Linked DNA regions of Homo sapiens: all the other regions are linked to region 5. The links are chromatin loops, found by intact Hi-C in ENCODE. Cell type or tissue: MCF 10A. All regions are shown on one strand. Region 1 overlaps PCNX2 (pecanex 2). Region 2 overlaps DISC1 (DISC1 scaffold protein). Region 3 overlaps PCNX2 (pecanex 2). Region 4 has its middle 300 kb from the start of DISC1-IT1. Region 5 holds the start of SIPA1L2 (signal induced proliferation associated 1 like 2). Region 6 overlaps PCNX2 (pecanex 2). Region 7 overlaps DISC1 (DISC1 scaffold protein).

Region 1 (4,000 bases), 610 kb before region 5:
GTCCATAGAGCAGGTATCTTTGGTAACATTACCTAACACAGTTCTGCTTTCCCCAGAAACCAGAATGAGGAAACTACAGCTTGAATTGCAGCCTTTAGAATTGCTAGTAGGAAAAACTGCCAGAGGATAAATCCACTTGAGTATTTTATTACCCAGAACACAAGATTGATTCAGTAGTTCAGAGCCAAAATGAACTAATTTGCCCAGAAAGTTGGAATTGCTAATCTGCCTAGAAAACCAAAGTGGAAGTAGGCTATCTGCCTAGGAAGTTGGAGGTGAAGCTGCTTAGAAAGTTGAAATGTGTTTTTGAGTGCAGAGGGTTTGTTGCAGAGTGAAGTTTTATTACTACTCAGTAGATCTTGTAATTAAAGCTTGATAGTTTCTCTTTTTTGTTCAGCAAATATTTATATTTCTTTGTGTATAAATGAATCCAAGTAATATAGCAGAGCTTTCTTCTATGGACAATCTATAACCATGTTTAAGTATTAATCTGGCTTTTACGGTGTCATAAGCAATCTAATGGAAATGCATGCAAAATGCATATCATCTGCTCCCCAGTGAAATCTGATTGGAAAGACATGATATTTACATTCATTTTGAGGATCTATAACTCACAAAATAGGCATGGTAGTCTACTGAATGGAAGAGTCATTCTGTAGCAAATTTGTTTGCAGTACTTTTTTGGGGGATTTTTATATCAAGGATGGAACTTCAACTTGTTTTTATTTAAAAAATAAGAGTAGGATGGTAATATAAATATTTATCTGAATTCACTTATTCATGGCTTTTGTTTTTGAATTATCGTAGCAAAGATCTAGCAGATATTTTTAGTTTATAAATTAGGCTTATGTTTGAAAGCTGCCGTATATCTCTGAACCCACTGTGTACCATACTCCAAAGGTGGATTGAAGCCCTGTACTTAATCTTTACTACCTCCTCAGAGTTCTTACTCTTTTGTTGACATTATCAGCTTCTCTGACCCTTATCTCAACAAAACCTCTTACTTATTGGGATTAACTTTCAGGAAAGTCCTCTAAAGCCACAATGTTTAATTATCTACCTGGTTCCCAAAGAAGATAAGCAGGCAGAAAACGGCAATAAATAATCATGTCTGTTTAGACTGTGTTTTTAACTTTAGTCAGAAGAAATAATAGTGACACTCTGACTTGGAATAGCTGAACAGGAATGTGAGGCAATAAAACAAGTCAACTAGATATTCAAAATGAAGAGTAAAACATTGTGACTTCTCTCGATATTAGATATACCCAGTACCATGTGCCATTCAATTATAGTTTAGAAATTTCGTCTTTTATTACAAATATTTGAGAGATGCATATAGCTGCGTCACTCACTTAATTTGGATAGTAGAGAGATAGGTATTTGCTGCTTCAAATTTGAAAAACTTGTGTGGGTTCTTGGTGCCTTTGATCACATGGAGGTGGAAAAGATTGGCAAGAAGCAGATGATCACCTGGGTCTACCTTGGAATAGTGTCTGCCCTCCCAAATTTCCATGTCCTTTCTTTTTGGCTTTCACTTTTTACTCTTTGCTCCTTTCACTGTCATTCTTATCTTGTTTTCTTAGACGTATTAGAAAGAGATTGTACTTTCACCCAGGCATAGAGGCATAAGGACGAAAGGTTTGTGAGGTTGATTCTAGAAAGACTTTTGTTCTCTGGGGCATTTTCTCTGAAAGCCTGAGAATTGGCCCTGCCGCTCAGTGTGGTTCTGTTCCGGTGGCAACAGCCACTGCTGCCACATGATGGCAGTCAGGTCCCATGCTCCCAGCCTTGCCTCACTTCCACGGTGTTGCTGCCTTTTTCTCCGATACTCACACAAATTTTACTGTCACATAAAAGGAGAATTGAACAAGAATCCCTGTTAAAATTCAAAATAACAGGTTATGGTTTTCAGAACAGTGCTGCTTTAGTTAAACATCCTACATGTTGAACATGTTGCTGGGACTTTCATTTCTGTGTCCCTCTATGCGCCTTGTGCCCATGTCCCTGGAGGAAGCCTGAAAAACAAGGAAAGAGGCAGAAAAAGGGAGGCCCTCTCTCTGAGAGTGATAGGCTATCGTCTTTAAACTCTGGGGAAGATGAAGAATTTCAAGAAATGTTTTTCCAATATCAGTGAGACAGTGTAGAAGAAGCACATGTATTTTGACTGTCTGTTGCTTGTAGAAGCTCAGATGGTGGAAACCTGGTGAGTCCAGTATGGTGGAATATCGTCATGGTCAATTTGAGGCCCAACTCCTTCCATACAGAAGTGCACTCTTCTGGCCCAGACTAGATCCTAGCCCCAGGCCCGTCTTTATTACCTTCTAGTGGCAGCACTTTTAGAAATTTCCACCATTAATCACTATTTCTGCTATTGCTTGGAGCTCAATCTAGCTTAAATAAACTTATCTCTGCTATAGCCCTGAACCAAACTAGTTTACCAAAGATTCACCAGAGAACGGGATAATTGAGACCAGATGTGCTAAGTATCGTGTACTGTAGTTCACAGAATAGTTACTACAGGCTTGGGATATTTCCATTTCCATTATTGTTTTGGAGGAAGAGAAAATGTCTCTTGAAACTTAACGCTTTCACTTTATATGTATTAATGTGGGAAACGCTTTGGCTTTAAGTTACTAAGATACTGTCTTTTTAGATGATTATGCTGCTCACAGTCTATAACTTAAAAAAAATGAGAGAGAATAAGCAGCAAATACTTGGAGAAGAGACGCTAGCAAAGAACATAGACTTTGGAATTATTCAAAGATTGCGCTCCTGTCCACCTGTCCGTTTCAGTGATTTTTGTGGACATCATCGTCTCTTTGGTACTTGGGTGGGCAAGCTGGATTATAACTACACTATCAGGACACCAGAGAATTATATCACATAAGGGAAACGTCTCCATTTGAGCAATGCTTACTGTAAGCATGTAACCATTTCCTCCTGGCCAAATGGAGAGCCCATATACACATGACAATACAGATGACAATACAGGTTTCTGATGCAGACATATACCAGTCATTAAGCTCAGAAGAGAATCTTTCTTATATGCCCATGCCTTGTCTGGAATACTCAACCCTCATAAAAGAGGTTAATTAAGAGGGAAGTTAATATGCTGTTTGAGACTGTCTTTATAAAATAAGGAGGATTAGGTGTGATTTGAGGGCAAGATACTCTTCCCCCATGCCTGCTAACAGAGACACCTGAAATTAATATACCATTTGCATAAAAGCATAGGAGTTATGTTGCTATTTAATATAAGAAAAAGCAAAGTCAATCCTATATCAACAAAAGGAAGTAAAAAGGGCCAGGGATGGTTATGAAGTACATAATATATGAAAGGCAGTGTTCACTGCTTTACATACATAGTCTGGTTTAGTTTTCACAATGATACCTACGAGGAAAATATCTTCCTGATTTAATAGGGAGGATTTAAGGTAGGAAGACAACATGCTTATAGTCACAGATAGTGAGTAGTATACTTTAACCTAGTTCTGTTTAATTCTAGAACTGACCCAAAAGATCTTAAATAGAAAATCAACCCATAGATTTTTTAAAGGATATTTAAATGGCTTATATAGGAAAATGATGTTTATTATTATTATTATTTTACAATCTGAAATGTACTAAGAAATATGGAAAAATTAAGCTGATATGTATTGATTGACACTTCCTTTGTATCATGTTTCCTAGCAGGACACCTTAGTAGGAGGAAGACTGCTCTAAAACAGCCATTCGTTACACATTATGTCGTAGTCAATTCTTAGTTTATTTCAGTTGGCGATAGAGGGTGCTGTACACCTTCTACTTTTTTGCACAGAAGCGTACATTTCTTTTCCCACTCTTGCCTATTTATGATCATTACCTACCTTACCTACAATGTAGTTAGCTTAATCTTTTGTTTGTAGTGAAGTTCTGGCATGTGCTCCGTTTAAGATATCTCTGAATTTGTGTCAACATTGCAATTTCAGTTCTGTTGTATTTCGATGTGAAATGACAGAGT
Region 2 (4,000 bases), 900 kb after region 5:
TGAAACTCAGCCTATATTCAGTGAGTCCCAACACCCAGAGGATGGTCAAATAGAGGAGGAATTAATGGCCAGTCTTGCCCAGTGTTTACTTCTTCAAAATGTAAAATGTCCATCCCTGCCCCCTGTCCTAAACTCGCTCTCTGTCCTCCATTCACACATGTAGGACATGCAGCAGTCTCCCTTTAGGGCCCCAGGCATCAGTGGTTCTGAACCACCTGGAAGTCATTAAGCCCTCTGAGGAATACTGGGACATGTTGATATATGAAATTCTATCTTATACACTAGCAAAAATATCAGTAGCAGAAAATAAGAATCCATTATAGGTGTGCAATGTAAAATTAGAGTGAGAAGCACAGGTGTCCATGAAAAATAGAGAAAAAGCAAGCTATAACACGAGAGATGATAGTTTCTGAGTATTCCACGGATAATCATGTGCTATGTTCATCCATTTTATCATCTTGCAGACACCTGAAGACAAGCAGGAGCAGGCAGGGATGAGCTGGTGTTTTAAGAAAAGAATCAGAATATTGCTAATTACCAAGTACTGACTGCATTACTATGCCAGCCTTAATCCAAGGTTGATTCTATTAGCTTGAGAGCCCTCTCTTAATGAATAATCCTGAATAGTTACACCCCAGATTCTTGCAGGGAAGGGTAAAATCTCACTGCAGACCCTTATTTGTCCATCATAGGCTAAGAGAGAGATCATGGATGTGATTATGGATATGATATTTCTAGAAAGATGATGCAGTCCATCCGTCTCTCTTTTCCTGATATTCTAAAACCACTTCCTGAATTAAGACAGAGCAGTTAAGCAGCATGTCATGGAACCAGATCATGTGGCCACTTATAAAACTGCCTTTGCCCAAACACATTCTGGGGTGATACTATCAATTTATAAGAACTGGCCCCTGTTGTGTCAACTGCTTTTGAGAATATTGTCTTTTACATTATGTAGGGAGGGAATACAGCCCGTCTTCCCTGCCCTTAGGTATCCATGAGGAGGGGCTTTCCCTGTTGCCCCGCTGCTTTCACCTGTCCAGGGAGATAGACTGAATTTCCCCACTGGTAAACTGGGACCTAAGACTGAGCATGTGTAACTCAGTGCTTCCTCTCTCCCTCCTTGGTGGAGGCCAGGTGACCTTGGGCAGCACTCATTTGCTCTGCTCCTCCAGAAACTCAGGTTTACAAGGCCAGGCCTCAAAAAAAAGGTGCCTGCAGCTCATCACTGCCCACAGCTGCATGGGCAATTCTTGTTCTGGGGTTTGGTATTAGGAAGCCCACTGTTGCCATATACCCAAGCCACATTCCATAATGTTATGTTATCAGGAACGATGCTGATATTTAGATTTCCATCTTCTTCATGCCTTCATGTTATCTCTCACTTGGTTCATAACATGGAAAAGCAAAATGTTATTTTGGGGCTGTGCCTGTTATTAAGCTATTGTCTCTCCCCTCTAAACATATCTTTTTATCTTCTGTTTTGTGATGCTGAGGCTGGACCTCTGTAGACCAACCATGTTTCTGACTTTGCTGCCAGCTCCAAAGAGACTGCAAGGCTGGAGGAGGAAAGGGGATGTGCTCCTTCCTGTCTGCTCCCTGCTTTCAGCTTCTTGCTCCTATCTGCCACTCCCTAACAATGCTAGGCTACACCATTTCAGTGTGCAGTTTCTCCAGCACTCGTAGGACCAATCTCATTCCCTCAAAGACACCACCCCCGAGACCAGCCAGTGTCACCCTCTTGGGCATATGGACCCAGCCCAGAAGGGCCTTCAGCCAGCTCAGGCAGCACTAACTGAACTTTTCTCAGCAAACGGAAAATACCAACAATGCAGGACAGGCAAGCCCCCAAACTGGGGCTTATCCCAGGAAGGTTCTTGACTTCAACCAGGAAATAATTCAAGGGCGACCTGGTGGTGTTAGACAGCAATCATCTTAATGAAGCGTACTGCTCCTCGCAGAGCAGGGCTAACTCATAGGCAGCAATGCAGAGTCAGCAACATATGGGCTCTCGGAACTGTGTTTATTCCCACTTTCAATTACAGGCAAATTAAGGGGTGAGCTAGTGCAAATTGAGGGGTGGGTTATTTAGAACTTCCTAGGAAAGGGGCAGTAACTTCCGGTAGTTGCCATGGCATTTGTAAGCTGTCATGGGGCTGGTGGGATGTCTTATGCTAATGAGCAATAAGGGCAGTTAGGGATGGCTTTTGTCGCCATCTGCTGGTTTGCGTCAGTTTCTTCACTTGACCCTGTCTGGACCAGATCCTGTTTGGGTCAGGAGGCTTGTGAACACAAAATAAGTCTTGCCAGTTTCCTACCTCACCACCATTATTCCAGGATGTATTCTGTGCGTGCAGAACATGAGAATCACTAGAGCTGATCATCAAGAGGGACTTGAGCATCCCCACGAAGCCTGATCACTGGGGACGTCACTGTGGTTGCTGCACAGCGAGGGCTGACTCCCCCTCCCTGCTTCCACACCACCGTGACCCTCTCTGTGGTCACACAAAGCCATAACAGGCCACGAGGGAGTGACTCACTGATCCTGGAAACAGACAGTGACCCTGTAGGTCCCGGGGAATCTCTCCTATAGTGACATGGACAACAAAGAGCACTAATGGATGTAGACCAAATCCTGTAGAGAAAGCCAGCAGTACCTGGTTAAATGGGAACTGGCCTTTTCATTTGTAACAACAAAGCTATGCTACACACTTGGCTCTCAGAACCACCCTGACAACTACCCTAACCAAATGACAGTGACACTTGAGAATGTAAAATAACCACTGACAACCAAACGCCAAATGCCAAAATTTGAGTGGAGATAGGCCACAGTTAAGAATAAAAGACACAGGGCACCTCACTGTTTAAGGACAGACTCTGAAGCCAGGTCTCCTATTGAAGACTGCTTAAGATTAGGAATTCCAGGAAAAGTTTGCATCTGTGTCTATACACAGATGACTAAAGGAAGGAAGAAGAAAAGAGAGACTGCCTTTGGGGGAAGAGCTAGGCTCAAGGCTGTGACAACTCTTTACCTCCCCTCTCCTGCAGCACAGCGGTTATTGTACGCTGGTTCCCTCTCCTGGGTGAAGGGCTTCAAGACAATCACCTTGAAGTTTGGGGATGTCTACAAGAAGGGTAAACTGGTATCACACTTGGGGCGGTGTTTGCAGGGTTCTAGAACCCACAGGCCACTTCACTGCCATCTTTAAACATAGTAAGAAGTCCTCGGGAAGAAATCAGGGTGGAAGAGTCAGGATAAGGGAAAAGGCTCTTCTAGAGCCCCGCTGTTTCATGAAAAACCGGAACTTCTAGGTCCCCAAGGACCCACGCAGGCAGGCAGGGCCCCTGGGCATCCCAGGAGACAGCCCAGGGAAGCAGCCCTGCCCCCTTCCCCACACAGAGGATATGACAATTGAGCATGCAAAGCCAAATGAAGTACCAAGGCCATTGTTCAAAATACTGGTCCAATCTATTAGCAGGTGACAATATCCATTTAAAGGATGAAGACCAACATTCACTTTTAATGAACTAGAATAGAACAAATACAATATCAGAGTGGGCTGCATTTTTGTTCTATGTATATACAGGGTCATGGTGAGTTTCCTTCCTGGAGTCACCATCACAAACTGTGAAAGCCACTGACCTAGGGAATTAATTGTCCAGACATCGGCACTGGGCACAATAAACTTGCCAACAAATGCTCCTGGTTGTTTGGGTAAGAAGATGTAGCCCACCCCACAACCAACAAAAAAGAGGGAGGAAGAAGGGAGGGAGAGAATGAAACATCGGTTCTTGCCTTTCCTCACCCCAACAGTCCCAGTGGCTGCAGAAGTCTGTCTGCCAGGGAAGGGAAGGAGAGATGAATGGAAGACTGAATTTGAGAATAACACTAACAGTGGCTGACAGTGTCATAATCCAATTGATGAGACAAAAATCACCAGAGCAGACTGTTATAAGACAGAATAGGACCAATATTTTAAAATGTTTGCTCTGGACAGGC
Region 3 (4,000 bases), 540 kb before region 5:
ACAAAAAAAAGCCTATTTAATTCTTATGTGTAAAATTCAAACAGTCTTTTCCTAAATCATTGGTTATAATATCTAGATTTTTCTGGTCCCATGCTGCTAGATGTGGAATGTTGGAACAGGGGTTCTTAAGCTTCCTTTGAGAGTTGGAGTGTGAAGTACTATATAAAATGCCACAGTGAATTTAAAATGTTCAGTATATGAAAAGCTAATATATTTCTTAGTTAAACATGCACGGATTTACCATAAATCCAAAAATTTATATATAAATTTATATATAAATTTTTCATTTTTTTCTCTTTGCAGCCTTACACTGGCCAGAACTTCTAAAACAATATTCAATAATATTAATAGTTTGCTATTTTACATTATATAAAATATAAATTATATATTACATATTATATATAATTTATATAAAATATAAATTAAATATATAACATAATTTTTATATAATATATAATATAAATTAAATACATATTTATTATAATACTATATAATATATAAAATATGTTATATATTACATATAATATATAATTTATTATATATAATATACAAATTAAATATATTTATATATAATTTTATATATTATATATAAAATTTAAATTATATATTTGTTTTATGTATATATAAAATGAAAAGCAAAATAGTAAAGAGTAAAGAGCAAAGAGAAAAAGAAAAAAATGATGATTTATATGTGTATATAAAACTTTTCTGTGCATACTATATAATCAACTATGATTAATAAGAGTATTCATAAATACAACCAGAGAAAAGAAAATTTAGAAAAGCAAGAACTTTCTAACATACCAGAAATAACCTATGAAAATGTGATCCAACTCACAATACCAACAAAATGTCTGAATTGATAATGGAAATGATTTCTAACAAGTAGTGTCACAAATAAAGTAAACTAACTACCGCAGTTTATTAAAATGTAAATGATGTTCTGAATAAGTGGAGATAGACATAACCTGATTTTGGATAGGAAGGCTGAGATTTATAAAATGCCAATTCTTTCTAATGAATTTGTAGGTTTCATATAATTCAAAACAGTTCCAAAGGCATTATATTCCCAACATTGATAAATGATTCTAAGGTTCCTTTAGAAGAATAGCAGCTAATAGTTTTTAAAAACTTGAGAAAGAAGCATAAGAAAAAGGAACTTAGCACTTTTAGATTTAAGAGTGAAGACTGGGCTGGGCATGGTGGCTCACACCTATAATGCCAGCACTTTCGGAGGCCGAGGCGGGTGGATCACCTGAGGTCAGGAGTTCGAAACCAGCCTGGCCAACATGGTGAAACCCCATCTCTACTAAAAATACAAAATTAGCCAGGTGTGGTGGCACATGCCTCTAGTCTCAGCTACTTGGGAGGCTGAGGCAGGAGAATCACTTGAACCCGGGAGGTGGAGGTTGCAGCGAGATCGCGCCACTGCATTCCAGCCTGGGCAACAAGAGTGAAGCTCTGTCTTTAAAAAGAGAAAAAAAAAAAAAGAGTGAAGACTGAATAATCAGAAAAAAGTATGAGACTATCCAAGATCAGAGAATGGGATTAGTGGATCAGAAAAACACAGAAAGGAGACAGACTCTTTTATGAATGTATTATGTCAAAATTAAATGTCACAATCAAAAATTGATTTTCAGAGTCTAGTGTTGAGGTAATTGTTTAGCAGTGGGAAAGAAAAATGAATCTTATGTGCTAGTCCCTCGCCAGACACCAATGTAAATGAGAGAGGGATTTAAGAGTTTCAGAAAGTGAGAGAGAGGAAGAGGGAAAAGAAAACGAGGAAAGTCACGTGGGACTTTTTCATTTCTGATATTATGGCAGGTTACTGCTGATTAAAACTAAAAATTCTGAATAAAATACAAAAAAACTCTTCCTGAATGTAACAAAACCTGACAAAATAATAAGGAATTATCAGCTTAAAATCTTACTGAACAGGAGTACCTGGAGGAAGCAGGGCAGGAAGCTGCTTTTGCCCCAAGAGCATTTGCCCAACCTGGGGACCTTAAGCCTTGTTTTTCAGACCTCGAACTATGGAGAACAGGAATTGAAGCCCAGGTGGGTGTCCAATGCCAGACCATGGATCATCAGCCTGGGACACCAAAGTGCCACACTCTCAGAGTGAGGATGATCCTCAGGAAGTCAGCTCTACCACCCTCCACACCAGGAAGTGCAAGCAGACTCACCTCATGATTGAGCAGAATAAGAGAATCCTTGAGAAGTCATAAGTTTGCATGGATTTGCAGCACAAGTTCAAACAACTAGATGGCACCAAATCCCTCAATTTATGAAGACATTTAACGTGGTACCCAATTGGAAACGCCTCATGGCAGAAACAAACATAAATCCTTTCTAGAAGGTTGCCTTGTCCAAGTGTTTCCCAAACCAGTTTTTTTAGGGAAAATGCACAGCTTACTATAAAAAAATTTTAACCTAAACTTGGAAATAAGGAACCAGCAGAAACAGGTCTGCAAATATTTCAGATATTGGAAGTATCAGACACAGATTTTAAAACAACTATACTTAAGATGCTTAAAGAAGTAAAAGGCAAGCTTTAAAATTTATAGACCATAGAAAATATTTAAAACAATCCAGCATGTTTGAAAGAGAGCCAAATAGAATTTCCTAAACAAACAAACAAACAAATGAATCAATTGAAATATACACCACCACACACCCCACACATGGGAGATTAGATGCCTCTGAAGAGAGAATTAGTGAACTGAAAGATAAGGAGAGAAGAAAGTACCCAGAACATAACACTAATTGACAAAAGAAAAAAAATCAAGAAATTTGAAAGAGAAATGACTTGAAGGATAGAGTGAGAAAATCTAAAATATATCCAATCAGAATTCCTTGAAAAAGAGAGAGAGACTGAAGCATAATCAATATTTGATGAGATAATATCTGAGAGTTTACCAGAATTGATGAAAGACACTTATCTTGAGATTCAGGAATTTCAGTGAATCACAAGTAGGGTAAATTAAAGAAAAAAGAATCCGCACCAGACAAGCCATAGTGAAAATGCAGCATGCCAAGCACACAGACCAACTTAAAGCAGGTAAACAGAATGAACAGATCTCATTCAAATGGATGAGAGGCTGCAAGCTCCCTTATCAAGAGCCCTCATGGAAGCCAGAAGACAGTTGTTGGATATACTTAATGATGTGTAAAGAAAGTAACTACCAAGCTAGAACTTTACTCCTAGTGAAAATATCTTTTAAGGATAAAGGCAAAATAAATTTTAGAAAAACAAAAGCTCAGAGACCCTCATTACATGTAATTCTGAAGATATTTTTCAGTAGAAAGTGACCTTGTGTTAAAAGTAATTTGAGGAGAAAAAAAAAGATTTAAAAAAAAAAAGTGGTCTTGGATGGAAGATCTGATTTGCAAGTGAACAAAAAGAAAAGAAAGTGGCAGGTACATTGGCAAACCTGAGTAAATATTAACTGCATTAAACCATGATAAGACTATATAGTTGGCTTAAAAAATGTAAGGTAGAATGAAAATACATGATAATAATAATAAACAAGTTTAGACGAGAGGAGAAATGAACTTCAAGTCGTCAGAGGTCTTCGTAATGTCCAAGAGAAGAATAAAGATACAGATTGAATGTCCCTAATTCAAAAATCCAAAACCTGAAATGCTTCAAAATCCAAAACATTTTGAGCACCAACGTGACGCACAAAGGAAGGGAGTGTTTTGCATTTCGGATTTTCGGATGAGGGCTGCTCAGCCCGTACCATTAACTTTGGTCTGTGATAAATTAGGTATGCATGTTGGAATGTTTTGTGCAACTACTAAAGGAATAGAAACAAAGCATGTAGCTTCCAAATCCAAACAGAGGGAAAAACGGAAAACTAAAAAATAGAAGTGATTCACAAATAACAAAAGGAAATTGGACTAATATGTCATACTATACTTAAAAGTCAATTCCAGGTAAATTATAAGCCTAAATATGAGAAAATAAAACCTGAAAGCACTTAGAGTCATAATAATG
Region 4 (4,000 bases), 410 kb after region 5:
CTGCAGTCAGCATAATCTTTCTGAAGCCCAGTTTGATATGTTTCTTCTTAGTAAAGAATCCTTCAGTGGCTCCCCAGTGCCCATACAATTGTCAACTGAAAAATGATGAGGTTCATAAATTTAGAAAAGGGAGCTTTATTTCTCATAAAGGGTTGCAGCCTGCAGGTGGCCATTCTGGCAGACTGGGAAATGTAGCCTCTGGCCAGAAGCCAGAAGCCAGAAGCCAGAAATAGGCACTCTGAGGGAGGGGCAAAGGGAAAAAAAAATTATGTTGAATGGAGTGGTCAAATATACATATTCAATAGGCTATGGGAGGGATCATGAATATTCATGAAAAGAGAAACATGCACATGTGCAGTGGAGCTTCAGGCCCCTTCATTCGTCCTATGTACAAATAATGGTGGCGTTAGCATGACCTGGGGTTGAAGGTGTCAGCCCTCTGACATCAAAAGGTAAAGCAGAGGATGTGAAATTCTCTGTAGATTGGTCATAACCACTGGGTGGCTGATGGGCTCTTATTTATTTATTTGTTTATTTTTTTTCAGATAGGTATCACTATGTTGCCCAGGCTGGAGTGCAGTTGCTTTTCACAGGCACGTTCCACTACTAATCAGCACAGGAATTTTTACCTGCTCCATTTCTGACCTGGGCCAGTTCACCCCTCCTTATGCAACCTGGTGGCCCCATACTCCCAGGCGGTCACGATATCGATGACAAACTTAGTGCAAACACCCAATTGGTATAGCACACTACAGCCCAGAACTCCTGGGCTCAAGGGATCCTCCAGTCTCAGCCTTCTGAGTAGCTGAGTCTCTTATGAGGCATAAAAGGAGGGGAAGTGTTAGACAGTTTGTTGGTATCAGTGGTGGATTTGAAAGGGCTGGTATCTGCTCAGCCTTTAGGGACGGAAGTCTATTTGTGGTTAGCAAAGGAGCAGGTATAACTAGGTCTGTCTGATCTCCCATCCCATCATGGCTGAGAAGCCAGTTTTCAAGGTTGCTCTGTGGTCCCCTTGACCAAGAGATGGTCCTTTCAGTAGGTTGGGGGGCTTAGCATTTAATTTTATTTCTCAAAACGAATTTCCTTGTATTGGATAATGGACTAACCCTAACCAGGCCTTCCTCTTTTCCAGCATCATAGCCAGGCAACTCCTCTCTCTAGCTCCTGTTTGACACCCTACTCTTCTGAACTCTAGCTACAGAATTTCAAGCTGATGCTCCAAATACCTCCTCTGGGCTGCACTTGGAGTCTCAGGTGACAGATCAGTTCTATAGAGGCAGGGCCTGGGGCCTGGCTTTGGAAGATCTTCAGGAAACACCTGTGGAGCTTCCAAATTGGTGAACACATTAAGGTATTGGGAGGTGTCATGCACCCAGAGAGGCATGGGAACTCCATGCCTCTTCCCTACACCTTGCCCTATGCATCTCTTCCACCTGGCTGTTTCTGAATTGTATCCTTTGTAATAAACCAAATCAAATGATGATTCAGAGTGCATATGCAAGCCTCATAAAACACTTGGAAGAAAACAGGATTTTAGCATAGCACCTCACTTTGCACATTAAAAATGGAAAAATACGATAGAAGAGGTGTGCCAGGCTCTATCTCTGACTCAGCACCTATGGCCAGAAGGATCAGATGTCTGGCATGTGCTCTGCGTTACTTCATGTTCATTGCTCTTGAGAATGCACCATTGCTTCTTAGGAAGTAAAGAGAACACAGCCTCTGGGAGGGAAGCTATGATTCACCAGGTGTGCATGGTGTAACTTCATTGGGTGGCGCAAGGGCTCTCCACTGTTGGAACACTCTTGGCTTCTGATGACAACTTTCTTTACTGGGAATTTTGCCCACTAATTTATAGGTATGAAATACCAAAAAAAAAAAAAAAGAGAGAAAAATTAGAATCTATGTAGATAAAAAACTATGTTATATAATTTCATGTTTTTCTTAAAATACAATGTAAAGAAAATTTTATCTGGTGTTTTACGTAGCATTTATTCTGCCTAATTCTTCTAATCAACAGAGAAAGTGAGGAAGAAGAAATGAAACAAAAGAAGCAAACTGGGGGCAGGGAGACTCACTATGCACCCGTGTTTCAAGCTCTTTATGGACCTGATGTCATGTAATCTTGCAACAACTTTGTGGTGTGGGTATTCTTACCCACTTTTGCCCATTTAGGACATTAAGAACAAGACCTACCTAAAACCTACCTAAAATCACATGGTAAATGGCAGCTTGAAATTTTACTAGGATGGCTGGCTTCAAAACTTGTGACAGTTCCACTCTACTGAACTGTCTTTGAAAAAGAGAGAAACACCTATGATGGTGAAGGAAGAAATATGCAGGCTGGAGAAGGGGAGAGGCAGAGCAGGGGTGAAGGGAAATGCAGGCTGGGGAAAGGGAAGGAAGCACGATGCTCAGAGCAGCTGGAAGATGACTGGCTGTGTTTGGGGCACCACAGCATCTGTTGCAATTGGCCTAAATGGCCATTTTTTTCTTTGAATTGGTCACCAACAATGAAAAATCAAGGAATTTTTGTGTGTGTGTGTGTGTGAAATCTGAATTGCTAACATCTTTTGAAAGCTCAGAGAGGAGGCCAAGCTGAGCCTGCTTTCCACATGGTGACACTTAGCTGGAGCTGAGGGTTAGCTGTCTCCTCTGCCCAGGCCTTGGCTGGGAAGTTTCCTGAAGCATCTCTGACAGAGTTAGGCTGACCCAGAACACCCACCATGGCCCAGCTGTGTGTGCCTTCATGCCCTATGTCTTTTTAAACTCTGCCCCAGCATTCTTGACTATTCTTTAAGACCCTAGGAACCTATTCAAAGGCTGCCTACTCTGTAGAGCCTTCTAGTACAGCCCAGACAACTTACTCATTACTTTGGAAACCGTTCTAGTACAGTGTGTAAGCTCCTTGAAGGCAGGGCTGTATCTGGGTCCCCTTTCTTTTCTTCTTTTTTTTTCTTTTCTTTTTTCTTTTCTTTTTTCTTTTCTTTTTTTTTTTTTTTTTTTTTTTTTTTTTTTTTTTGATAGAGACAGTGTCTCACTTAGGCTGGTCTTAAATTCCTGGTCTCAAGGGATTCCCTCACCTCGGCCTCCCAGAGTGCTGGGATTACAGGCACGAGTCACCACACCCAGCCTGGTTCCTATTTCTATATGAGCTTCTAGCACAATATCTGGCTCACAGCTGGGAAACCATAACCATTTAGATGAAATGGACTTATGTTAGATCAATAAAAACTTTGCAGAGTTACAAAATCTAGAGTATCTCATTGAAGAGAGACTCAAACCGCTAGACCTTTTCAAGACTGAGCACTACCAGCAGGGCCCTTGGAGCTCATTCTGCGTCTGTCTGCCTGGCATTCCCACAGAGAGGTTAGGGTGGCATGTCCCCATCACACAGCCGGTGTGGAAGCCAATGAGTTCAAACAAAACGTGGCATGCCCAGGTGGATTGGAAACACTTCCTCAGCAAGCCGCCCAGTTTTGATCCATGTTTAAATTTATTTTTTGCTACAACTCAGTACACACACTGTTAACTCTAACATCTGTCAGGGAGGGCTTGTGTGAATGGGCCCCAAGCAGAAGGGAATGGAGTGTATGGAGATAAACTTGTTGGGAGGGTGAAGAGGGAAGGCTTCGCAATGTGGCCAGAGCCATCGCCAGAGGACATTACTCCGGCAACAGGCATGAGTGAGAAAAGGGGAACAGTGAGTGCCAGAGACGGGCCCAGGGAGAAGGTTTACTGGACCGATGGCAAGACCAGGCCCGCTTTGACAAAGACCATGAGCCCCTGTTAATTGCAGTACTGATGGAGCTGTAACTGCTGCGAACCAGGTCTATACTTTTGTAATCCCTTTAGGTGGGCCCACACTTTTAGTATTCAAAAGTAGACTGCAAACAGAAAACAATTGATGAGTGTTTGGAGTGTCATAGCCACCCTGTAGATACTCATTTGTAGTTTGCTGTTAGCAAACCATCTCTATATATGTAACTTAATTTGTTCT
Region 5 (4,000 bases):
GGCTAACACCGTCATCGAAGAGTGTCTGGTCAGACTTCCTTCCATATATGATCATTATGTACTGGATATTAAGGAACACATCAAAGGGATGGGTTCCTCTTCATCTATTAGACAGTGTACATTTGTAGCTGCAGCAGTTAAGACCCACCTCAATGACAACCCACTGACCAAGGATCTGCTCCGGATTGTAGTGGATTTGTGCCTTAGGGATCAAAATGCTGGAGGAGATGTGGTTCTTCTCCTCAAGGCCCTTATAGACAATGAAACACGCAATAAGGTGAAATGTGATCATGTCCTCCCTAGGCACTCCCAGGAAAAGTTCCTTCACGGCTGCTCCTCCTGCAGGGTTTTGTTGAGTACACAGGAGATAACATTGATACCTCTTGTAGAGTATCTACAACATATGAGGATACACCTGTGAGTTGGTGAGCTCTTGAAAAGCCGAGCCTTATGTCCTGTGCATTTTATATTCCCAGCACCTAGTATGGTCTGGAACATCAGAGGATCTCCATAAATCTGTTTTTTTTTTTTTTTTTTTGAGACGGAGTCTCACTCTGTCACCCAGGCTGGCGTGCAGTGGCATGATCCCGGCTCACTGCAAGCTCCACATCCCGGGTTCACACCATCCTCTTGCCTCAGCCACCCGAGTAGCTGGGACTACAGGTGCCTGCCACCACAGGCGCCTGCCACCACGCCCGGCTAATTTTTTGTATTTTTAGTAGAGACTGGGTTTCACCGTGTTAGCCAGGAAGATCCTGATCTCCTGACCTTGTGATCCTCCCGCCTCAGCCTCCCAAAGTGCTGGGATTACAGGCTTGAGCCACCGCGCCCGGCTTCATAAATGTTTGTTAAATGAATACATGACAATCTTGTAAATGCTGATAATGGGGTGACAATTGGGAAACTCATCAAAACCTGGAGTGCTCAGGAATTGTATTATGTCACAGGATTGCTTCTTGACCTGTTTAGTTATATCTAATCCCACAGATTATACCTATAATTTAAAAAGATACGAAAGATTGTATAATGTGTACATGCTTCAGATCACAGAGAAATATAGTGTGGGAAGGACCGCCTCTATTTACCTTTTAACAGGGCTGTGTTCTAGGAAGTGTTTGTGATAGGGAAGTAGAGATAACACTTTTTCTTCAGGAAGAAGTCTGACTCTAGAAGGGGAGAAACTGAAAGCCCCAATCCAGTCTCAGGGAACCCAGCTCAAAACTCTGACAAAAAAGCCTGCTCAGGAAATTCTACGGTGTGGCTGGAAGGTAAGTTAGAGGCTGCCTCCACCTGCTTTATTATTCCTGCGTATAGATGACTGTTGCTGTCCATTTAGGCAGAGTCAATTCCAGTCTAGCTTAAAAGATTCTTCTGAGACCCTTTAATCTTTCAGCATCTAATTCAAATGTCAAGCAATTTACAATAATAGTTTCAAATAATGCTTCCTCACAGGTGAGTCAACATTTCTAAGAAAGCAGAAAAGTTGGGTATAAAAAGTTCAATTCTTCCTCGTCGGAAAAAAGATGCAAGACATTTCTACCGTGGGCTGAGCGCTGCCTGGAGGGCAGGGAGGAAGGGGTGAGCGGACCGCGCTGGGATGTGGGTGCCTGGAACTGCCAATCTCTCCGTTTTCCCCTTGGCTCCTAAAGGTCTCTTAGCAGCATTTCCTGCACGCTGGCACCCCCTGTCCTCCTAACGTTTTACTGCCTGCGTGTTTCTCTGTGCTTCCCCACCCTCCGACCCACAGGGCCCGGGGCGCCCTCCGGGGGCCGGCACACAGCAGGGTCTCGCTTCCTCGCGCTGTCTTCTTCAGATGGGATCACTTCGACTTGCGGCCGTTTGGGCGTTCGCGGGGCCTCGGCGATTCTGTGGCGTCCTGGGCTGTGTATGTAGCCCCAGCGGCCGAGGCTCACGGATCCGACCGCCCGGCCGCCGCGTCTGTCCCAAGTTGGGAGACGGGAGGGCCGGGTGGGGTCGCGCCTGCGCCAGGGGGCGGCTCAGAACCAGACTCGCGGTTTTTAACTTATTCCTCAGAGGGGCGAAAGCGAGTCTCGACAAGGACGGCGACGGCTCTCTAGAAGCCGGGGTCCAGGTAGGCTGCCCGGCCCTCGAGCTCGCCCAGCGCCGCTCATGATGCGCCCCGCAGCCCCCTCCCCAAGAAGGGCGTCCGGGCCCCTCCTGGACGCGCAGCTCCCGCGCGCCGCGGGGCCTGGGAACAGCGCACCGGCTGCGCCCGGAGCCGGGCGGACGGTGAGACTGACGGCGTCCGCGCCCAATCGTGGGGCGGGGCCGAGGGGGCCTGCAGGCAGCGACCAATGGGAGCCCGCAGAGCGGGCGGGGGGCGGTGCCGCTGGGCGGGCGGGCGGTGGCATCGGGAGCCGGCGCGGCAGACTGGGAGCCCGGGAGGAGCTGGCGGAGCGAGAGGAGGAGGAGGACGGAGGAGGAGCACCGCGCCCCCGCCGGCCGCCCGAGCGCAGGCCGAGAGCTCCAGCCGCAGCCAGCGGGTCCGGGCCGCCTCCGCCGGAGCCCGGCGCGGGGAGAGTCCGGGCCGATGGGCAGCCCCGGGCAGCGGCGGGCGGCGAGGCGGCAGCCCGGGTACGCGCCGCCCGGCGCGCACAGGCTGTAGCAGGTTCCGGCGGACGGCGTTGCGAAGGTTCGTGTCGGGGAATCCGACGGGCAGCGTGGCGAGGGTCGGTTCGGGATGCCTGCGGCCAGGCGGGGACTGTCCCGAAGGGGAAGGGGATGCCCTTCGGGGCGCTTTGGGGGGCTGACGGCGGCGAGGGGTGCGAGGGGCGCGGGGGTGCGAGGGTCGCGGCGCAGGGTCCGGCTTGTAGACGCAGATGCGCCCGCGCTCCCGATCCCCGGCTGGAAGAGGAGCCGCCGCCGCCTGTTCTCTCCAAGTTATCGATCGGCTGAAAGGTTATTCCCGTCTCGGCGACACAGGCACTGAGGAGGGTCTTCTCCAGGTGCCCAGAACTTCGCTCTGACTAACGCTCTCTGGAAGGGCTCGCGGTTGCCCGACGCAGCTTCCCCGGCGCGCCTGGCCAGCTGACGCCGAACTTGCTGCGGGGCTAATTCCCCTTCTAGAGGGGGTGCGCCCGGAGCGCGCGCCCTCACCGGGACGGATCCCTCTTTGTAAGACCGGGAGCCTCCGGCGAGCGCTCTTCTCACTCACCGCGACCTTTCTTCCCACTTTGCCAGCTCCTGGGCCTCTCCGGGTCTTCCCGTGTCAGTGAGGGTAGTTTGCCCACGTCCTGGGAATATCCCTGGGAACACCTACAGATTAATTTTCAGCCGTGCCGCAAACCCAAAGAATCAATTTCGGCTCATCATCTGCAAGAGAGAGCCGAGGCTTCTCGGAAAGAGAGAACAACTTGGCATTACCCCTGTGGGAGATATTTGTCATCATTAACCTGCTTGAGTTAAATTAATTCAGCCCAAGATGACTCTGGCCTGAGTATTGGAAAAAATCAAGTGCATTGGTTACGGAATTGTGCTCACCAAAACATGATTTTGGTCAAAACAAAATTGTAGACATTTTGGATTTTGGTTAGATTGAGACTGGGTTTTGACAAGGATGGCTTTTTTTTAAAAAAAACAAGGAAAAAAACCCTCAAAGAATCTTGGTGATTCTCATGTCTTTGCCCAGTAAGTTCAAAATAGTCGCACAGATTTTTCTTTTCTTTGCCTCTTTTGTCTGCAGTCTCCATTCTAAACGTTAACACTAGATGGCTTTCTTATGACAGACATTTAGTAAACTGCCCATTTGAGTCGCGTTTGTGTGCAGCCTAGGTTGTAATTTTTCTAGTGTTACAATTAGTAATTGAAGAAAAAAGATCTCCCAAACTGTTGCTTTTTATTGCTTTCCTAGAAAACCTACACATACCGATATTTTTGCGGATATTGAGAGGTGGCCTATTATTTTTGGCATTCCCAAAGTTGAATTTCAAGAGACAACTTGGTTACTGTATTTAGTTACATCATTTAAGAATGCTTGTTT
Region 6 (4,000 bases), 480 kb before region 5:
AAATGTTCCTAGGAGTTTATGGCCACAGCACCTTTTGCCCCACAGAAGCTAATCTGCATTGTGACTTTCTGGATGCGCCTGTCGCTCCGTAGTCCAGAGTTTTCTGTGACCGCTGCAATATCAGTGATCTGATGGGTTGAGACGAGCCATCAGTTTTCTGTTTATCCAGCTTCTTCTTCTTGTAAAAATAACTTCCAAGCTTTTTACATGCCACAGCAGAAACCAAACGTCTCTGAAGTCTTTCTTTCAAATCACAAGCCATATTTTGTACCTTCTCTGCCCAAAACCCTGTAATGACTCACCACTTCATACAGAGTAAAAGGCAAACCCATGACACTGGCCCAGCACCAACTGGTCTCCGTTCTTGCTCTGACCTCCTCTTCTGTTCTTCCTCATGCCCAACCCAGGTAGACTTGCAGTTCCTCCACTATGCCAGATGTGCTGCCACTGGAGACTCCACGCTCTGTTTCCTTTGTCTTTAAATGTTCCTCCCTTGATATCCACTGGACTCGATCCTTTTTTGAGCCTTTGCTCAGATCTCACCTTTTCAGTCAGGTTTGCCCTGACCCACCCAGTTTCATATTGTAATTTTACCCTACTTCACCGTTCACCCCAGGTTTCCAATCCTTTCACCCTTTTAAGTACTTGCACTACTTTTTACCTTTTTGTCATAGCCGTCATCATCTTATAACACACTTTATAATTGTTTATTATATTATTGTATCTCCCACTATTATTAAGTTCCTTGAAGGAAAAGATCTTTGTCTCTTTTGGTTACTGATAGAACCCCAATTTGCAGAACACAGTCAGGCACAGAGTAGATATGAAATAAAACTCCGGAATGTTGAATATTGCTCTCTTACAATGACTGTTCATTAGCATATCCTAAGTCACTTACAGAGGCTGACTTGAACTCAGTGCTATTCGAGTCTGCACAGGCTCAGGAGTAAAGACTGGTTTGCAGAAGTTCCATGCAGCCACTGCATAGGCAAAACACATTTTCTGGGCTTTCAGGGATACATTTGCACTCTCAGCTGCCACCCAGGATGGTTCAGGGAAAGAATTTCACAAGCTCTGCACTATGCCTGAAAACAAAGAACACACACCTCTAGTGCGTCTGTGTTCCCAGGAAGACCGGAAATGCCTCAGTGGTGAGACCACTGCTGTATTTCTTTCTTTCCTACCTTACACAACATCTTACAAGAGGCAGGCTCGTAATAATTACTCAGCACATATTGACTGAATTCATTTGAGAGCTTCCGAGATGGAAAACTGTTTTTTTGAGAAATAAACTCTTAGCTTGGATGCAGGGGTTGGGTGGCGTTTTATTATTCTAGAGAGATGCTGACTCATAGTGGTGGGGGAAGGGAGTACGGGGAGAAGCAAGGCTTTTAGACTGAGCCTATGGATTACTTAGATTTCCTCCTCTGGCTTCTCAAGGTGTATGTTTTGATTTTCTTGGCTTCTTATGAATCTTGTTCAGCTGTCTAGCTGCTGCCTGCTGTCCTGTTCACAGTGGGGAGTTAGCACAGGGCCAGTAGAGCTGTGAGTTTGTTGCTCTGTGCTGTCTAGTCATCAGAATCCCTCTTGCAAAACCAGGAAGAATAAACCACAATCTGCTTCTAGCTGTAAATCTACCCTGGTGATGACAAGCTGATGTCACCCAACTGGCCAGCTCACTGCGTTGTGACCACAGCCTGTGGCTGCATTCTTAGTGTTGTATTGTGTAATTGCAGGAAAGTGCCTGCACAGAACCTACACATCCCTTAAAGATTTACAGCCTAACACATCCACTTTCTTGTCTTCTCCTCCCTAGGACGGCACCCACACACAAAGAGGATGATTTCCCTTAACTCAAACCATGCAAGTTACTGCAGTTCATCTCATGGGAGGGGCTGAAATACACGCTAGTAACTCCTCTGCCCTTCAGCCTTCAAAGTAAGAGTCAGCTTTTTCTCCCCATTTGGGACATCAAGCCTAGCATGTAAGACTTAAAATTTTTTTCTTCATTTTTGCTTAATTCTCATGCCAAAGTATACTATAATAAATATGTGAATTTAGTTATATTGTTCAAAGATCTACACAGACACATTCATCCCGCTAACACATCAAAGAAGTATTTACGAACGCCCATCTTTTTAAAAAGTTTGCAGCATTCTCTGCTGAAAGAGAGAATTCTCACTGGTTAAATGTTGCAGTCCCTCTGGGCAGTGATGTGCCTTCATTAATAGAGAGAATTGAAGAGCCAGAGCTGGTAAATCTTCTAAGGAGCAGGGAAGTAAGGTGTGCTTAAGGCACAAAGGCTACTTGAGTGGCTTCAGGAATTCAAGACAGGTGACAACTCTAGACTCACTTGCTGAAAGAATTTTGAAAACCTTGCTCATTCAGCACCTAGGAGTGCCCTCTGAAAGGCCCTCCTTAAAGTGCTTCCAGAATAGAGAACTCAATCTGGTGAAGCGCCAGGGAAGCCTTTTCCTTGCAAGGCTGACCACTGGCATGTGCCTTCCTGTGCTGGCTGTAGGCATCTTGTTTTATAGGATGTACATTTGGAACCTGCAGATTTCAATTCTATACCAGGTGCTCATATTTAGGACAAGATCTTCAAGGTCACAGATTTTCCCATTCTTTCTTTCCTTGAACTAGCAGTTTTGGAAGTACTTTGAGTGGTCCAAACCATGGTGTTTCTACCTTAGGTGAAGAAAGGCTATGAATGAGACTGAGATAGTTACTATAAAATTTGAAACATCCAGGGAGGAAGAGAGGATAAATACCTGTCTTATCAGAAAAAGCAGTGGCAATTGCAAAGATGTGACATGTAAATGAGAATCATGAAGTAATCGGAAAAATTCCATTGAACCCAAGCTCCTATAGCCTATGCGCTTGATGAACTGGAACAATACCTGAGGCCTTCAGTCACTTGTTTCACTTTCTGAAAAGCATTAACTGAAATACCTACTATGATCCTACAAATCTTCTAGAAGATAAAAGTAAAACTGTAAATAATACCAGTGCCTGCTGCCAATGACAGTGCATTCTAATGGGGGATGCAGGAGAGACAGACATATAAAAAATAATTTGGGGCTGAGTGTGGTGGCTCACACCTGTAACCCCAGCACTTTGGGAGGCCGAGGTGGGCAGATCGCTTGAGCTCAGGCATTCAAGACCACCCTGGACAACATAGGGAGACTCCATCTCTACAAAAAATTCAAACATTAGCTAAGTGTGGTGGTGCTACTTGGGAGGCTACTTTGGAGGCTGAGGTGGGATGATCGCTTGAACCTGGGAGGTTGAGGCTGCAGTGAGCCATGATTATGCCACTTCACTCCAGCCTGGACAACAGAGCAAGACTCTGTCTCAAAAAATAAAAAATGAAAAATAAATAATTTTGAAACAATCTCATAAGTGCAACCAGTAAAATAACCTGTATTTATGAGTACTTATAATATTCTGGTTCTTGAGCTAAAAATGTACATGGATGACCTCATTCAATCTTCACAATAAATTGCTGAGGTAGGTAGGCACCAGTCTGCTGTGCAGATGAGAAAACTGAGGCTCAGTGGACTGAAACCCATCTCACAACTAATAAGAGGCAGACCTAGCATCAGAACCCGGGTCTGACTCCAGTGCCCATTCTTGCTGCCAAGATTCTGTACGACTTTCCGTGTGATAAAAAATGATATGCCAAATATTTTAAGAGTCTCTAGAAGGAGACAAGTGATCAGGGCAGTGGAGAGAAGGATAACAGGATAATCTTTGAGGGGATGTCACTTTGAACTACTTCTTTATTCCATTTTATTTCTTCTACTGACATATTATTTGTGCCATTTAAAAGTCATTCTCTTATATTAGGAATATAAAAGTTAATTCGTCAGTATCTGCCTTTAAAGGTATATGTGTGGTGTTGTTACACTACACAGAAAGTGGTATATTATTTAAATAATATAAATTTAAATATATATTAAATTTAAATAATATTACGTTTAAATAATATACCACTTTA
Region 7 (4,000 bases), 870 kb after region 5:
CATCCTACCCCTGGGGCTGCTCAACCAGCACCTCTGCAATCAACCACCACTCTCAATACCCACCCACCTGTTGGCCATCTAGGAAATGGGTCTTCATGAGAGACGCGTTTTTCTCCCCTACCCCATGGTTTGCCTATCCAAACCTGGCCCACATGGGAGTAAACTCTTCTACTCAAACCCAGTGGGAAAAAAAAAATCCACTAGATTCACTCACAAAGATTGGGGGTGCCCTGCAAGAAGGAAGACTGACATCTAATTCTCTAATGTGGATATCTGTCTATATTTAGGTTCTCTTAACAGCAGAGCCTGAGACAGGGACCTGAGTACAGGTTGATTTTGAAGAAGTGATTCCCAAGAAACTAGAGTGAGAAAGAGGAAAATTCAATAAAAGGTTCACTGTGGAGCTGGTCACCACACGGACAAATGGAACCCATTGGCCAAAAGGTTCCTAGTAGTAGGAACCTCCTAGAAAAGAAAAAAAAAAACAGTGTGGAGCATGCCTCAGAACTGTTCCCTAAGAGGCTGGGTAGGCTGGGGCATTATCCACCCCCACCCCTCCTCACACAGGTTCCGAGAACACCTGTGCAGACAGGCCTGATAAACCTGTTGGGTGCCTGAGTGGAAAGCCGACTGTGAGCACGGTTCCCAGTTGTGGAGGGAATCGGAGGGAGGCCGAGGGATTGGGACACAGGGCACCCAAACTGTCCGCTGCAGCATTGTCTAAGGAACTCACTTCTGATGTGTTGCTGCCCCGTAAACCAGGGAAAAAGGAATTAGAGAGACCTAGCAGGGCAGAGAGGGTCTATTATAGGGTGGCCTGAGCATATACCATTTGTTGTGGCAAAGATACATGAACTTCCCACAGGAATCAAGAGGATATCACAAAAGTTATTCCTCCAACAAGCAAATCCACTGGGCCAGAGGACCCCACAGAAGAGGGGTCAAATGATTTGAGTACCGATATCTGCCCTCAGAGGAACCTAGTTAACCCCTGAAGATAGTTAAAGCTCTCTTGGCTGCTGGCAGGATCTGAACATAACCCAGGGTGCTCTTCTACACGAGTTCAGAGGATTAAACAGTGTTTCTCAAAAGCTGAATTAAATTGTGATTTTTAAGAACAAAGTGACAACAAAAATAATAAAACATAAAGGATCTGATTGTATCTGGATGTTTACAGCTTCTTAAATCTTATCCTAAACTAAATTTTATTAACCTGGGAACCAAAGACCCTCTAAGGAGTGAACGAATAACTCAGGAGATCTGTGAGTCTCCTGAAAATACACTCAATAGTTTTCATATATGTACATGTGTACACGTGGTTTTGCAATAGAGGAAGTCCATAGCTTTCATCAGCTTCTCAAAATAAATAAATACTTGATCCCAAAAAGGTTAGCAGGCACTTATTTGAGTTATTAATTAGTATTTAACATTGTTCATGTTGATACAACTATTTTATTTCTACAGGAAAAGCACCACTCATTCAAAAATATTATATATACCCCTTGACTCGGAGAGCCTGTGAGAGCGGTTTCTGTCCAGGCTCTGGGCTGTGTGAGCTTCAGCCTGCCACCATGGCCCCCTGGTGGTCACTGTGAAAACAGCAGTGGGTAGCTGGCACACTGAAAGGCAGGTTTTAAAAAAATTTTAGCAACTAGGTAATTGTGTTAATATGCATTAGAAAAATTTCAGAAAGTTAATTTCAACTCATTATTTTCTAGTTACGGTAATAATACATAAATAACTTTAGTTTAGAAACCAGTGATCTAATTTAACCCCCTCATTTTCTGATGAAGGGAGTGGAGTTTGGAGAGGTTCAATAACTACACCAAGCCATATACAGCTGGTTGGTGGAAGAGAAAGGACCAGAAATGACCTCCTATCCAAGGTTCTGTCAAGATTCTGTGCAACTCCTTCTTGCTGGCAATTTCAGAAGAAAAGCTGAAGGAGCATTTTCCTCTAGGGCAACTGAATCCCAATAAAGTGAAGTCAGTCTCTCTCTCTCTCTCTCTCTCTCTCTCTCTCTCTCTCTCTCTCTCTCGATATTCACATATACGTTTGTGAACCTATATATAGCTACATATGCATATGTGTCACATTCACACATTCAATGAATATAGAATACAGATTATGGGCCAGACACTATTCTAGTCTCTAGAAATAGAAAGATAAATATAATACAGTCTTGTCCTCAAGGAGCTTATCATCTGTCAGAGTAAACAGATATTCAAGAAAACAGATGTATTTAAGACCTAAGCAGAAGTGAAGTCATTCAAGGTATGCTGTCATTCAAGGGAGAGGCAGTGTGACTGATGAGCAGAGCTTTGCAAGGATATTTGTTTCACTAAGTCTGGAAGAATGGGAAATAGTTGGTAACAACAATGGGGCATGAGCAAGATCATAGAATCTAGAAACATTCAGAACATGGGGGTAACATATAATATTTCAGTAAGTGTCTATTGCAGATGCTGGTAATGTCTAGTTAAATGCTGGGCAGCTGGGCAGGGGCTGGATCGTGAAGACTTTTAATGTCATGCTAAGCAACATGAATTTTATCCTGCAAGCAATGGGGAGCCATTGAGCATAACATAATACTTCTATCATGGCCTTGTGGAAGATGAATGAGAGGTGGTAATAATGGAATCAGAAATACCAGCAAGGAGACCACTGCAATAATCCAGATTTAAAGTGTTAAAGACCAGAACTAAGGCACTGACGTGCAGGTGAGACAAGTGAGTGGAAATGAGAGAGACAGACAGTGGACACAACAGGACTTGGTGACCAATGACTGTGGGGAGGGATGGAAAGGGAGGATCCAGAGATGCCTCAGAGTCCTTGCTTGGGTAACTGGGTAAATGGCAGTGAAAGTCATTCAGACTGGGGATATAGGAGAAGGAACTGAATGGGGAGAACAACGGTAAATTTAGTTTAAAAGATAGCAAACTTAGTAAAAGGCAAGGATAAAGAGATAGTAATGTTAAGGATAAAAAGATACTAAATTAAGTAAAAATAAGGGAGATGCTCAATAGAAAACTGAATTGTGGATTGGAATTCTGGAGATAAATCAGGGCTAGAGATAGAAATTTGGGAAAAAATAGTATAGAAACAGTATCTGAAGACTCAGAGCATTTGAGACCACTGAGAAAGAAGATACAAAGTGAGAAGAGAGGAAAAGCTAGAACAGAAGACAGAAGAACAACAATATTAAAGAGAAAGGGGCTGGGCATGGTGGCTCATGCCTGTAATCCCAACACTTCAGGAGCCCAAGGTGGAAGAATTGCTTAACCCCAGGAGTTTGAGACCAGCCTGGCCAATAGAGTGAGACTCTGTCTCAAAAAAAAAAAATTAAGAAGAAAGGGAGAGAAGGAGCTCATAAGACATTAAGAAGAATGGCCAGAAATGTAGCAAGAAGACCAGGAAGGGTGAAATCATGAAAGCCAAGGGAAATGGGAGTTTTAAGAATGAATTTATTAAAAATTCTAGACACTGCCATGATACATAGCAGAATAAGAATTGAAAAATGTCTTTTAATTTAGCAAATAGAAAGTCATTGCTGACTTTGGTAGATATTTGAGGAGTGATAGAGACAGAAATCAGGTCACAGTGAGCTCAAAAAGTGAATGGAACATTCACTGGCATAGTATACAGACAACTCCTGTAAGGAAAAGGAAAGAGGATGATAGCTCATAAAGTAAGCCAACAGTTAATATTGGCTTGATAAATGTTTAATAAAGGCCTATACTTTTCTGGGGGCCTTATTAGGTCAAACCCCATAAAATGTTTGACAGGTTTCAAACAGTCAAATGTAAGAGATGTCCTTATGGTGTAACCTAATATAATTAAGAATGCATGACACTGGCTTTTAGTTAATCATATTCTATCAAAAACTTAGGCAAGACCAGAATAAAAGCATCACTCTCTGCTATGGTTTGGATCTGCGTCCCCACCCAAATCTCATGTTGAATTGTAATCCCCAATGTTGGAGGTGGGTCCTGGTGGGAGG

What was found. A loop is a pair of places that touch in the nucleus more often than their neighbours do. Peaks named below come from ENCODE experiments on the same cell type or tissue, not always from the same donor. Only the 100,000 strongest peaks of a DNase experiment are listed, where the experiment ranks them.
Region 1: it touches region 5 in a loop (21-fold over the local background); 87 of 110 quality-filtered maps call a loop at or near these places.
Region 2: a loop joins it to region 5, with 17 times the contacts of the local background. A loop is called at or near these places in 4 of 110 quality-filtered maps.
Region 3: a loop joins it to region 5, with 14 times the contacts of the local background. A loop is called at or near these places in 53 of 110 quality-filtered maps.
Region 4: it touches region 5 in a loop (14-fold over the local background); 5 of 110 quality-filtered maps call a loop at or near these places.
Region 6: a loop joins it to region 5, with 8 times the contacts of the local background. A loop is called at or near these places in 10 of 110 quality-filtered maps.
Region 7: it touches region 5 in a loop (14-fold over the local background); 21 of 110 quality-filtered maps call a loop at or near these places.

What each region holds. Positions count from the first base shown.
Region 1 is chr1:233,239,030-233,243,029 of GRCh38, reverse strand. All of the region lies in intron 8 of PCNX2 (pecanex 2), which reads left to right. Among named protein-coding and RNA genes, the nearest start is that of PCNX2, 55 kb to the left of the region's middle. RefSeq lists a silencer at 1-107. In MCF 10A, a CTCF peak has its summit at 1,760 (motif pointing right); a DNase peak (open chromatin) is centred at 1,769.
Region 2 is chr1:231,723,570-231,727,569 of GRCh38, reverse strand. All of the region lies in intron 3 of DISC1 (DISC1 scaffold protein), which reads right to left. All of the region lies in intron 7 of TSNAX-DISC1 (TSNAX-DISC1 readthrough (NMD candidate)), which reads right to left. Among named protein-coding and RNA genes, the nearest start is that of DISC2, 93 kb to the left of the region's middle. In MCF 10A, a CTCF peak has its summit at 2,218 (motif pointing left); a DNase peak (open chromatin) is centred at 2,189.
Region 3 is chr1:233,170,657-233,174,656 of GRCh38, reverse strand. All of the region lies in intron 17 of PCNX2 (pecanex 2), which reads left to right. Among named protein-coding and RNA genes, the nearest start is that of PCNX2, 120 kb to the left of the region's middle. In MCF 10A, a CTCF peak has its summit at 2,266; no DNase peak of the experiment used is centred here.
Region 4 is chr1:232,219,689-232,223,688 of GRCh38, reverse strand. It overlaps the pseudogene RN7SL299P. Among named protein-coding and RNA genes, the nearest start is that of DISC1-IT1, 300 kb to the right of the region's middle. In MCF 10A, no CTCF peak of the experiment used is centred here; a DNase peak (open chromatin) is centred at 1,708.
Region 5 is chr1:232,628,522-232,632,521 of GRCh38, reverse strand. SIPA1L2 (signal induced proliferation associated 1 like 2) reads left to right here and starts at 2,389. Exons shown (of 23, transcript NM_020808.5): 1 at 2,389-2,653. It overlaps LOC124904551 (a long non-coding RNA gene), which reads right to left and starts at 1,940. Exons shown (of 2, transcript XR_007066943.1): 1 at 1,086-1,940. RefSeq lists silencers at 1,972-2,451, 2,512-2,611. In MCF 10A, CTCF peaks have their summits at 1,727 (motif pointing left) and 3,756; DNase peaks (open chromatin) are centred at 1,681, 2,321 and 3,721.
Region 6 is chr1:233,110,783-233,114,782 of GRCh38, reverse strand. All of the region lies in intron 21 of PCNX2 (pecanex 2), which reads left to right. Among named protein-coding and RNA genes, the nearest start is that of NTPCR, 160 kb to the right of the region's middle. RefSeq lists an enhancer at 1-181. In MCF 10A, no CTCF peak of the experiment used is centred here; DNase peaks (open chromatin) are centred at 342, 1,122 and 1,672.
Region 7 is chr1:231,754,555-231,758,554 of GRCh38, reverse strand. All of the region lies in intron 4 of DISC1 (DISC1 scaffold protein), which reads right to left. The region is part of intron 8 of TSNAX-DISC1 (TSNAX-DISC1 readthrough (NMD candidate)); the gene reads right to left. Among named protein-coding and RNA genes, the nearest start is that of DISC2, 62 kb to the left of the region's middle. In MCF 10A, a CTCF peak has its summit at 1,594 (motif pointing left); a DNase peak (open chromatin) is centred at 1,554.